Linked DNA regions of Mus musculus: regions 2, 3 and 4 are each linked to region 1. Evidence: chromatin contacts called from ENCODE Hi-C data. All regions are on one chromosome and are shown on one strand. Each heading gives the region's core, a stretch centred on a gene start or an enhancer-like site at or near the end of the contact. The rest is flanking DNA. Distances are from core to core; before and after follow the strand shown.

Region 1 (2,700 bases), core at 143-2,642:
GTTCTCTGGACACCCATCATCCCAGGCAGTGATGGCTGCAGATTGGCTGCTGCAATCAGGAGCATCTTTAACACATCAGCAGTTCTGTAAGACCCCATTCAAAGCAAACTAGGTCTTGGGTGGATGCTCATTAAGAGGGCTTGATGTGGATCTTTCTCCAGCCAGCCAGTGGTACTGTTTGCCGACAGCCTGAACCATTTCACCTTGTTCCAAAGATGTTCTGATCTTTTTCAATAAAGTTATTATCAAGGGCTCAAAGCATACATTCTGGTATGGGATGGTATGGTAGTATGGGAGAGCACAACTAAGACAATTTGTTTCCACTCTGATCATTATAAACATTACATGTATTTGAAAAATATCCCTCTTCTCAGAAATGCATTGTAGGATTCAGTGCTGACAGAAAATCCTAATGCAAAGACTGTTAAAACGCTGAACCCAAAAGAATTAGGCATAAATAAGACATGAAGTTAGCTGACATGAGATATTACACTTATTCCATTGTTGGTAAGAACAAATCTGGGCTTCTATTGTCACAGGTTAAAAATGTTTTCGAAATTCTGTTCTGGTGCTTGTTAGATAAGGGGCTGCCTCAGTCAGAATAACCTGAATAAGATTTATACACATCACTGAAATGGACTCGTGTTTACAGTCTGTCCTTGCTCTCGAGGATTAACAGTGCCAGAGCAGTGTACAAGACCGTTCAGAGACTGTTGGAGAAAACAGAATTTTTCAATGTACCCTCTGACTTGTTCCTTGTTTCCATTCACAGCAAAAGTTAAGTCATGAGCAGGAGACTTACCTCATTTGTGGAAATTTTCTATTTAAAGAACAGTATTTAGAATATGTCTTTTGAGAGAGGATGTGGCATGGCACACACGAACACACACACACACAGAGAGGGAGGGAGGGAGAGAGAGAGAGAGAGAGAGAGAGAGAACAGAAAGAGACAGAGAGAAGAGAGAAAGAGAGAATGAAGACAGATGAATGGAGAGATATGAGAGGAATTTGAGGAGAGTAAAGCATGATCAAATATATTAGATACATTTTTAAATAAATAAAATATATAACACAAACCAACAGTTTGGCATCATTTCTACATAGAGTGAAATGCCTTACAAAAACCAAAACAATAAAAAACAAAACTCCCATAGAATCAGATGTTTGTCCTTGATGTGCTGTTTTATAACACTGATAATCCACAGTGGGGAGGAGAAAGAGCCTTTTCTGGAAAGCTGAAATTCAACCCACTTCGTATGCATTTAGACTACACAGGCATCCTCTCTTGCATGCTCTCACTTGGGGACAATTCAGCTCGAGCGTGTGCTCCTAGGGACTGAGACATTTTCAAGTCCCTTTATGATCTGTGCAGAAATTATCTCTTCTTCCAAGCCATCAAATGCAGTGCGTGGGCACAATGGCTGCCTTCCAGTGAGCTGAAAAGCTCTCATGACTTGGCATACAGTCTTTCCCTGGGCCCTTCAGTAATGGCATTTCACTTAATACAATATGCCCCTAACTGAGTTTTAGTGATTTCAAATGAATTTAGTCTCCTTATCAATATCCTCTATTTGGTAGTGTGTTTGCTCTTCAGTGTGCTGTGCCAATAAATCCTGCCCACATGCTGCCCCCTCCCTCAACTGTCTGGTTTCTCACAACAAAAGCAAACACCAGGCAGCAGAAAAAGAGGCTCTTAAAAGACTTGTCTGTATCATAAATGTAAATATCAATAAACTCAGGAGGTTGACAAGAGTACGCTCAGGTGGATTTGGCCATGTTCCTGGCTGTTTTATAAGCAGGACACCGAAACCCTAGGAAAATTGAGCCTCAGGTTTGCAATCCTGAAAGGGTGTGTCAAAATATCAGTCTGGGAAGATGACTGGTATATTCAGGACAGAACTCAAGAGTTTCCTTGCAAGCACAATAATTTGTTCTAGAAAGAAACAGCTGCAGTCTAACTGTAAATCCAAGATGCAATTGACAAAAATGTTTTCCAAACTGGAAAATGTAAAGAGAACATTTAGGTTCCATTTTTATTCCCTGTCCATATTTTAAAATGTGCTCTCCTACCCCATATTCTTTACTTTGAATTGATTGTAGATTCACAAGCAGTAGTAAGAAAAAAAAGCATAGATCTAGGGCAGTATCTCAGTGGGAAAATACTTGGATATTTGCGTGACAAACTGAGTTCTGTTCACCAGAAACCATACAGAAGACAGGTACTCAGCCCTTGAGAGTAGACGGGACCTCCTGGCAAGCTGGCCTGCTAGAGCAGCCTGACCAGAGGACACTGGACATCAACTTCTAGACCTCTACAAGGACATGTGCATGTGTATATTTTACCAGTGAACATGTGTGTACACACAATGGAAACATGCACACCACCCACACAAATACACTGGAAAGGAAAGTACTAAAAAATACATGCACTCTCTCTCTCAGTTTGCCTCAATGATAACATTTTAAAATGCATCCCTTATTTTTTTTCCAACATTCTCAGGGCCTCTGGGTCCCTAATTACCTTTGCCCCTATCCCCATGGAATCTTAGGATTTATCTTTCTACTCAGTGTGATTTTCTGCAGTTTTGTTTAAGTTCTTGCACAGGTCAGTTGTCTTTTCCTATTTATTGCTAACCAGTATTCCATAATACAGTGTTTGCTTAATCCTTCATCTGCTAGAGGGGAGTGAGAAAGTGTTTA
Region 2 (2,700 bases), core at 182-2,681, about 78 Mb after region 1:
GTCTGACCACATAACCCAGGTTAGCCTCTATAACAAAGCTGGGCTTGAATTCATCGCTCTCTTGCCTCTGCTCCCTGCGTGCCGGGGTTACAGGTATGTGCCACCACCCCAGCCAGTTGTTAATGTCAACCTTCAGAAAAATCTAACTTGTGGGAGCTGAGGAAACAGCTCAGGGAATAAAGGGCTTGCTGGGCAAGCATGAGGCCCCACGTTTGAATCCCCAGAACCTATGAAAAAGCCAGGCCTAGCAGTATGTCTCTCTGAGCTCAGGGTTGTGGAGGCAGAGGTAGGTGGATTCTGGGATAGGGGCGGGGGAAGGTCACTACTCACCCAGCCTAGCTAAAAGAGCAAACCCCAGGGATAGTGAAAGACCTTGTCTGACAAACTAAGGTGACAGAGAGATGACTCTTAGCAGTTGGGGACAGAGCACGTGAATTCGGTCCCCAGAACCCATGTGGTGTCTCACAGCTGTCTGTAACTGTAGTTCCAGAGAGTCCAGAGCCCTCTCTGGCCTCCACAGGCATGTATGTGATGCAGATGCTTGCATAGCAACACAGATGCTTGCATAGCAACACTCCTACACAAAAAAGGGGAGATCTGAAAAGATACCCCACGTTGGCCTCTACTCTGCATCCACGCACACATGTGTGCACACACGCACACACAGGAACATACAAAACCAAGTAACTTTCTCTTAGGTATTTTTAAACTGTCTCATGTAACCCAGGCTGGCCTCAGACTCATTAAGTAGCCAAGGAGGAACATGAACTACTGCACCCCCTGCCTTCTACCACCCAAGTACCACACAGAAATATAACTTTTGGCCTGGCAGTGTGGCGCATGCTGTTAATCTCAGTACCCAGGAGGCAGAGGCAGGTGAAGCTAGTCTGGTCTGCACAGTGAGTTCTAGGACAGTCAGAGACTTTGTCTCAAAAAAAGAAAAAAAGAAAAAGAAAAAGAAAAACTATTTTTTTGCTGACCCTGTTGTGCTCACCTTTGACCCAGCCCTGGGAAGACAGAGGCAGAGGAGTGGAAAGCCAGCCAGGGCTGCATAGCGAGACTCTGGCTCAACAAAACAAAATGTCACTTCCTTACTGCCAGGAACGAATGAACCTACATTTCAGACAGCCTGTTAACCACCAATGCATTCCCACCTTCTAGAAAGCTGTGTGGCGGGCTGGCAAGATGGCTCAGCGGTTAAGAGCACTGACTGCTCTTTCAGAGGTCCTGAGTTCAAATCCCAGCAATCACATGGTGGCTTACAACCATCTATAATGAGATCTGATGCCCTCTTCTAGTGTGTCTGAAGATAGCTACCGTGTACTTACATATAATAAATAAAACTAGATTACTTTAAAAAAGAAAGAAAGAAAGCTGTGTGGCTGCCCACTGCTGAAATACCCATCCCCGCCCAGAGACTTCCCTGCCTGCAGCCCCGCTCACCCAGCTGACAGCCGGAGTTCCACATCTCCTGGGGGTTATAGTTGGCTGAGTTCATCCGCAGCCCCAGTGGGTACACTCGGGTCAGTTGCTGAGTGTTGTGCCTGACAAAGCTGGTCCCTGGGGCAGAGTTGGGACAGGATTATGATAGGACCCAGGCTCCTGTCCCTGGCCCAGTTCCAGGCCCTATAATCCTGCCCCCACACATACTTCACCCCAGCTTCCCTCTCTCCTGAACTATGGTGAGACTAGAAAGAGGGGGTTGCTGAGGACCAGATAGAGGCAGGGACACCTGGCAGCCACACAGCCTGACTGCGGCCTACACTGAATGCCGGTCCCTGTCACTCACTCTGCCCACACCCTTAGCCATGCCTTAGGTTCCTGGGACTCTTACAGTGGCCATGCCTCTAGGTCTTCCTATGACCTGTTCCTCCTCTCTGGAGTCCTTTCCTCTTCTGCTTCCTCCCTCCTCTGCAGTGACGTCTTCTCAGACATGGGATGAACCATGAAGCCTTCCTGGTCTCATACCCTCCAGGCTCTGCTGGCCCCTGGCACTAGCCTGGCTGCCTGGCCCGTGCCTTGACCACCATTTGGTTATGACCGTGGTGAAGGCAACTCCAAACCTCTCTCCTCTGTGGCTCTGCGCCCACACTTAGCCTGGAGCCAGGCCCCCATAAAGTCAGAGTCTTTACCTGGTCCCCCTAAGTCCTCAGCCCTCTGAAATCTTGAGAACACTCTAGGATACCCATCCTCCACCCACCACCACCATCACCACCCAAGCCCGGAAGGCTCCATGCTCTCCTGTCCCCAGATATCCAGAGTTCTGGTTCCTACCTGCCTCCCTGGTGAACTTCCTGGCCTTGCGCTCGCTGAGGGAGCCAACCGTGCAAGACTGAGGCGGGCCAGGACTGGGATCCAGGGTCCGCAGGCGGGTAGCACAGCAATACACAGCCAGCGCTGAGAGCTCTGGGGAGATCTGCTTGGCCTGGGAAACCAGCCTCAGTGGGGATCACTAAGCTCAAGAGCCCCTCCCCCACCCCACCTCCCTTTCCTTCCCACCCTTCTCTGCTGCCCCATCCCCTGGCCCGCAGCAGGACCCAGCCTGCTGACCCAGTTGTCAAGACACACTCACTCGACTCCTCTGCTCTGCAGCTTCCAAGGCCTCTTCCGCCTCCTCTTCCTCCTCCTCTTCCTCCTCCCTGTCTGACAGAATTCGACCATCCTCACTCCGAGCAGCTGGCAGCTTCTTCCCCTTCACCA
Region 3 (2,700 bases), core at 173-2,672, about 51 Mb after region 1:
TGGGAGGAAAAGGACAGTCACTGGCTAAATGAGTGCTGGGATGGGTTTTGGAATCTAGGTCCTTCTGGGGTGGGCATCAAGGCATCCCCAGAGGCTCTTGGCAAATGTACAACAGGAGGCTAAACCCTCTGGTGCAGAGTGAAAATGCTCTCTGCACAGGACACTCAGCTGATTAACAGTGGTCAACAGTTGAGGCTGACCCTGAGTTACAGCCAGGGCAGAGGATCATGGACCTGAGCTCTGCAATGTTTTCCCAACTGCCCTCTCCTCTCCTGGCACCCAGCTCTCCCTCCTCCTGGCATCCTTCTTGTTCACAATTCTCTTGGATGCTCGTGTGCTAGAAAAACAGGTTTCAAAGGGAAAAACAGATCGCTGTCTCCAGCATGCGTCTTTGCTTTACTCCACTCCCAACCAATCACAAAGCACCCCACCTGCTCAGCTCAGGGCACCCCTCCCAAGAACATGCCACCCCAAATAGCATTCCCTTGGGTTTTTGGTTTTTTTCTTTAATTTTAATTACATTTATCTTATTTGTTATGTGTGTGCACATGTGCAGATGATGCACCGGGTGTCAATTAGTGTGTGAAGGTCACAGAATAACTTGCTGGACTCAGTTCTCTCCTTCTACATGGGTGGGTCCTGGGGAATAAACTCAGACTGGCTACTTTGGCACGTTTTAAGCTAGTTATTCTAAGACAACTCAGATGAGGAAATAGCTCTGGAAAAAAAATGTCATTTTAAAATAAATTTACATTTACAAAGGAAATCTATGTTAGTCAAGTACCTGTGACAGGAAGAGGGCTGGTCCAGACCACTTTTATTACCTCAGATGTTCTAACACATAACAAAACAATCTGGATTCACTAAACAAAGCCTCCATGTCCCTGCTCCTGCCCCTCCTCCCACCCCCAGCCTGTGCTGTCACCATCCCCAGGAGCCCCAGGTCTTTATTCCTTTGTGTAGCTCAGGAATCTGTACTAATATGGGAGCTAGGATCAGGGGTGACTTGAGCTCAGGATCCCTAAGGGATCTCAAAACCCCTGGATGCTGAAATGCTTTGTATAAAACAGCAAACGGGGTTGTAGTTTGATCACACAGCGCTTGCCTAGTCTTCCCAAGGCCCTGAGTTGTTTCACAGCAAGTACTACAAAAAGTAAATTAGGCACAGGGAGGGGCTAGAGCCATAGCTCAGCAGTCAGGCACATGTCCTAGCCTCTGTCCTCTAAACCGTCATTATATGACCTATAGTAAAGACACTGCCCATCCTGCTGAGTATTTTTCATCTGTAGTTGTTTGAATCTGTGGATGTAGAAGCCACAGACAGGGAGGACCATATGCACACACACTTCAGCCATCTGAGCATTCCCTCGCATCTTCTGTGGGGCTCATTGCATAGGCACTGAACTCAAGTCATTTTTCGCCTGTTCATCTGCCTCGTGTCAAGCATTTGCAGCCCAGCCACGGTGCCTAGCAAGAGTAGAGGAAAGGAAGAGGAGTTTAAATGGCTAAGCAGCCCATCTCTTATCAGTCTGACTGGGCAAGTAGAGCTTTTCAAACACTGAATAAGGTCCTCCAGAAGAGCCCGCCTAGGGGAATCTACAGAATGAACACCCCAGCTATCTGGGCAGTGACCTAAGGAAGGCACGGGAGGGGAGGAGCAGATGACCTCCTCCATTTAAAAAGAACAGGAACAATTGGTACTTTGGCAGGTAGGTGAAGTGCTGAGAACAGTGTCCTAGTATCCTAAGAATACAACCTCCAAGGATAGAATCTGGCAAAGAAGAACTGGTAACTGGCATGAAACACAACTTCACTGTAAGATAATAGGTAAGGAAGTGCTAAAGGATGTGGCTCAGTTAGCATCTTGTTAAGATGAGTACTACAGTCAAGCCGGGGAGCCCTCTTGGAGGTGGTAATGACTGGGGTGAGGCAGCATGCTGAGCTAGAAGGACAGGCTTGTTGTGGGACATGAAGAGTCTCATTGGTCACAACCTGGAGAGTGTGCTGAGGTGCTGGGGATCAGAATGTATAACAAGGGGGTCTCTAGGCATGGGGAATTCTTACAGACAGTTTGGACCAGATATGGTAGGAACAGAATGGCCCCGCTGAATATTCTGAAAGGAACAGAGGCAGATGGGTTGAGTTTTGTTCATTATTCCTTTCTTTAGTTTAGGGAATCGTGACAAGGAAAAAAAAAAGCCTGCATGTGCTCAAGATATGCATTTTTCTCTGAATATTTACAATCTGCAGTTGGCTGAATCTACAAATGCACACCCAACTGGAAAGGACTGAGGGCTTTGCCTCAGGGAAAGGGTGAAGGATGCTTGCAGGCACCTGCTGCAAGGCCCAGGCTGTGGGAACAGCTCACCAGCCACAACCAGCCACCGAGAGTCCTCAGGCCACAATATAGCTCTGACAGCAAGCTTGTGTTCTATTCTTCCTTTCCAGGCAAAGAGATCGTTTTTTGCTTTCACTCACTGAAGGTTTTGTACCAGGGACAGAACACTGCTCCTACTGCCTACCAAGGTAGGCGCCCCTCAAACCTCCAAGTCAGGGTGAAAGACCCCACCATAAGGCTTAGCAAGCTAGCTGTAGTAACGCCATTTTGCAAGGCATGAAAAAGTACCCGAGCTGGGTTCTCAAAAGTTACAAGGAAGTTCAGTTATAGATTAACAGTTAAAGATCAAGGCTGAATAGCAC
Region 4 (2,700 bases), core at 73-2,572, about 62 Mb after region 1:
CTGAACTCAGAAATCTGCCTGCCTCTGCCTCCCGAGTGATGAGATTAAAGGCGTGAACCACCATACCTGGCACTATTTGACTCTCTTAAGATTATATTTTTGAAGGCCGAGTAGCAAGTCCAGGGGACTTCAGGAACAAACACGTGTGCTAAGGTCCTCTTGTCTCTCAGTGGCTGTCTCTAATCCCATCAGAACAGAGCAGTGGGTTACTCCTTCCTCAGTGACGCTCCCATCTGCCACAATTCTTCCTCTCTTATCCTTAATAAACCCTAACACATATGCATTTGCTCTGCTAGAGAGAGTGGGGGGGTAGGAATCACTCTTTTAAAATAACGCAGTCTTGGTCAAAGAGTCAATATTCAGTGGAAATAGTTCCCTTTGTGAAAATTATCTTAAACCAAGTTCATATTCAGACAGCCTGGACAGACTAGCCTAGGCAGCTAGGGCAGACTCGTGCCACCGCTGGGGATTTTAGTGACTTCAGTCAGCTAGTGTTAAGTCTCTTGAACTAGACAATGGCAGCCCACAGGAGGTTGTAGCACCAGGTGTGGGGCTTCACACCATTAACCCCAGCATGCAGGAGGAGGCAGAGGCAGGTGGATCTCTGAGTTTGAAGCCAGCCTGGTCTACAAAGCAAGTTCTAGGACAGCCAAGGCTACCCATAGGGAAAAAGACAGACAGACAGACAAGTAGGTTGCATTAGTCAGCAAGTTCTCTAACACAGAATTATGTCCCCAAACTTCTTTTTACTTCTTATTTTGAGACAAGGTGTCACTAAGCTGCCCAGGAAGGCCTCAAACCTGACATCCTCCTGCCTCAGCCTCCTGAAGAGCTGGGGTTACAGGTCTATATTGCTGGGTCTAGCCAATAACTGCTTCTGAGGTTAGTGGATGAATACATTCAATGTTTTTTTTTTTTTTTTTTTTTTTTTAAGCAGCGTGTGACATATTAACAAAGTAGCTCTCTGTAGACATCTAGGTCTGACCATCCCAGCTAATAAGTCTGAGCCAAGGCACTTCACACATTCGTCCCCGTTATCTAGCATTTGCTTGCCTGAGACCACATGCCTTGAAAGGGTCTTGTTAGTGTGTCACGATTCCAGAACACAAATAGCCCTTGATCCAAGTTTGTGGAGTCGGCCTTGGAGCTAAATATGCCTCACTGACATGTTTTATTTGGCCCACAGAATGCTGCCTCTTTTTTTTTTCCTTTCTTTCTTTTTAAGCTACATTAGCTGCCAACACTTCAAAAGAAAGAGACTTCACGGAAGAACCCAGACTCCCAGCTCTTTAGAAACTGAAAGATCTGGTAATGCAGGTGCGCGGTGTCGTTAAACTCATAACCACCCATGGCTCCGCAGCTGTTGCCTCCTTAGCTGAGCCGTGTGTCCTCCTCCACCACAGCATCCACCGCTCCTTCCATCCTGATCCTTTCTGTTCCCAGGCAGGTATCCTGTATGCCTAGCCTTTCCGTAGCCATTTGTACTTAAGATCCTGTACTGTGGTGGGGTGTCATGTGCTACCGAGGCCCCTAACCTCCAGCACTAGCTGGTAACGCTACTGTGTCTCATCTCCCTGCTTGAAAACAGATGTGCACACAGGTATGGTGGCACATTCCTGTAATCTCAGCAGCTGGGCACCGAGGCAGGAGAATCTCTGTGACTTCCAGGCCAGCCTGGTTTACATAGTGGAGTTCTAGAGCTACATAGTGAGGCCCTGTCTTGGAGGAGGAGGAGGAGGAGGAGGAGGAGGAGGAGGAGGAGGAGGAGGAGGAGGAGGAGGAGGAGTCAAGGCACAAAGGCTTGATTGCGCTGCGTGAGACCCTGTCTCAAATAAACAAATCATTATTTAAAAGGATAAAACTGGAAAGGCTGGCAGAGCTATCTGACTGGCACCTGCTCTTTCCTTTTTCTAACAAGCCTCCCTTCCCATCAGCTCCATCCGCCCACCTCATTGCCAGGCTGTTATTTCCCTTAAACCTAGGGTACCTTCTTCCCAGCTCCCCCCGCTTCCTTCCTCTCTCAGTAAACAAGCACGTTGGTCCCCCTCTGCCTTCAGAGTTTTACCGTTAATCACGGCGGGGGAACAGACAGGAAATAACAACCGGGACGTGGCGAAGTTTAAGACGACTTGCCAGTCTTAGTCACAGCCCTGGTGCCCTGAAATGAGCGCACCTGGAAGAGCGCTCCTCCCTTTGCGAGCCTCTCAAAGCAGGTAGGATGGGCAGAGAGGGGCTGTACAGTGCCGCCGAGAACAGCGGGAGAAGCCCTGCCTTGACTGGGAGCAGCCGTTAGGTGGCAGCACAGGGCACGTCTTTCCAGGTCTTTCCACAACGGATGGGCCAAAGTGAGGCACCGAATTTTCTAGGAAGGGATAACCTAGAACCATATCAGGGCAGGCATTTGGGCTGAGACCAGCGAAAAGTGAGTCAGCCAAGACTCCCCGTGACACCGTGCTGTCTGGCAGCCAGCTGGGGCACGCGGGTGTCTGCTTCCTCTGGTAGAAGATTCTACGGCAGACCTTAGGCCCAATAGAATATTTTCACCCTGACATCTAGATTTTAACTTTTATTTTAATGTTTTTTTCCCTCTCTCTAGTTTTGTTTTTTGTTTCTTTGAGATAGCATCTCATGTAGCCCAGGCTGGCCTCAGACTCCCTCTGTGATCAGGAATGACCTTAAATGACGGATCTCATTGCTTCT

The links. A loop is a pair of places that touch in the nucleus more often than their neighbours do.
Region 2: a loop to region 1 is called in a map of T-helper 1 cell, with 67 times the contacts of the local background. The contact joins two enhancer-like sites. A Hi-C loop is called at or near these places in 4 of 37 maps with a recorded cell type or tissue (T-helper 1 cell, T-helper 17 cell and regulatory T cell).
Region 3: a map of T-helper 2 cell shows a loop between it and region 1 (105-fold over the local background). The contact joins two enhancer-like sites. A Hi-C loop is called at or near these places in 4 of 37 maps with a recorded cell type or tissue (T-helper 17 cell, T-helper 2 cell and regulatory T cell).
Region 4: a loop to region 1 is called in a map of T-helper 17 cell, with 99 times the contacts of the local background. The contact joins two enhancer-like sites. A Hi-C loop is called at or near these places in 3 of 37 maps with a recorded cell type or tissue (T-helper 1 cell, T-helper 17 cell and regulatory T cell).

What each region holds. Positions count from the first base shown.
Region 1 is chr11:25,232,251-25,234,950 of GRCm38, forward strand. No RefSeq gene overlaps it. Among named protein-coding and RNA genes, the nearest start is that of Gm24255, 5.1 kb to the right of the region's middle. Within about 2 kb of position 1,393, at least 1 of the 3 ENCODE cell types and tissues checked has a DNase peak (open chromatin) inside an H3K27ac peak, as active enhancers do.
Region 2 is chr11:103,072,285-103,074,984 of GRCm38, forward strand. Plcd3 (phospholipase C, delta 3) reads right to left here. Exons shown (of 15, transcript NM_152813.3): 9 at 2,573-2,700; 10 at 2,275-2,425; 11 at 1,444-1,560. Among named protein-coding and RNA genes, the nearest start is that of Gm42090, 26 kb to the left of the region's middle. Within about 2 kb of position 1,432, at least 1 of the 3 ENCODE cell types and tissues checked has a DNase peak (open chromatin) inside an H3K27ac peak, as active enhancers do.
Region 3 is chr11:76,546,252-76,548,951 of GRCm38, forward strand. The region is part of intron 1 of Abr (active BCR-related gene); the gene reads right to left. Among named protein-coding and RNA genes, the nearest start is that of Abr, 24 kb to the right of the region's middle. Within about 2 kb of position 1,423, at least 1 of the 3 ENCODE cell types and tissues checked has a DNase peak (open chromatin) inside an H3K27ac peak, as active enhancers do.
Region 4 is chr11:86,892,077-86,894,776 of GRCm38, forward strand. No RefSeq gene overlaps it. Among named protein-coding and RNA genes, the nearest start is that of Gm33742, 25 kb to the left of the region's middle. Within about 2 kb of position 1,323, at least 2 of the 3 ENCODE cell types and tissues checked have a DNase peak (open chromatin) inside an H3K27ac peak, as active enhancers do.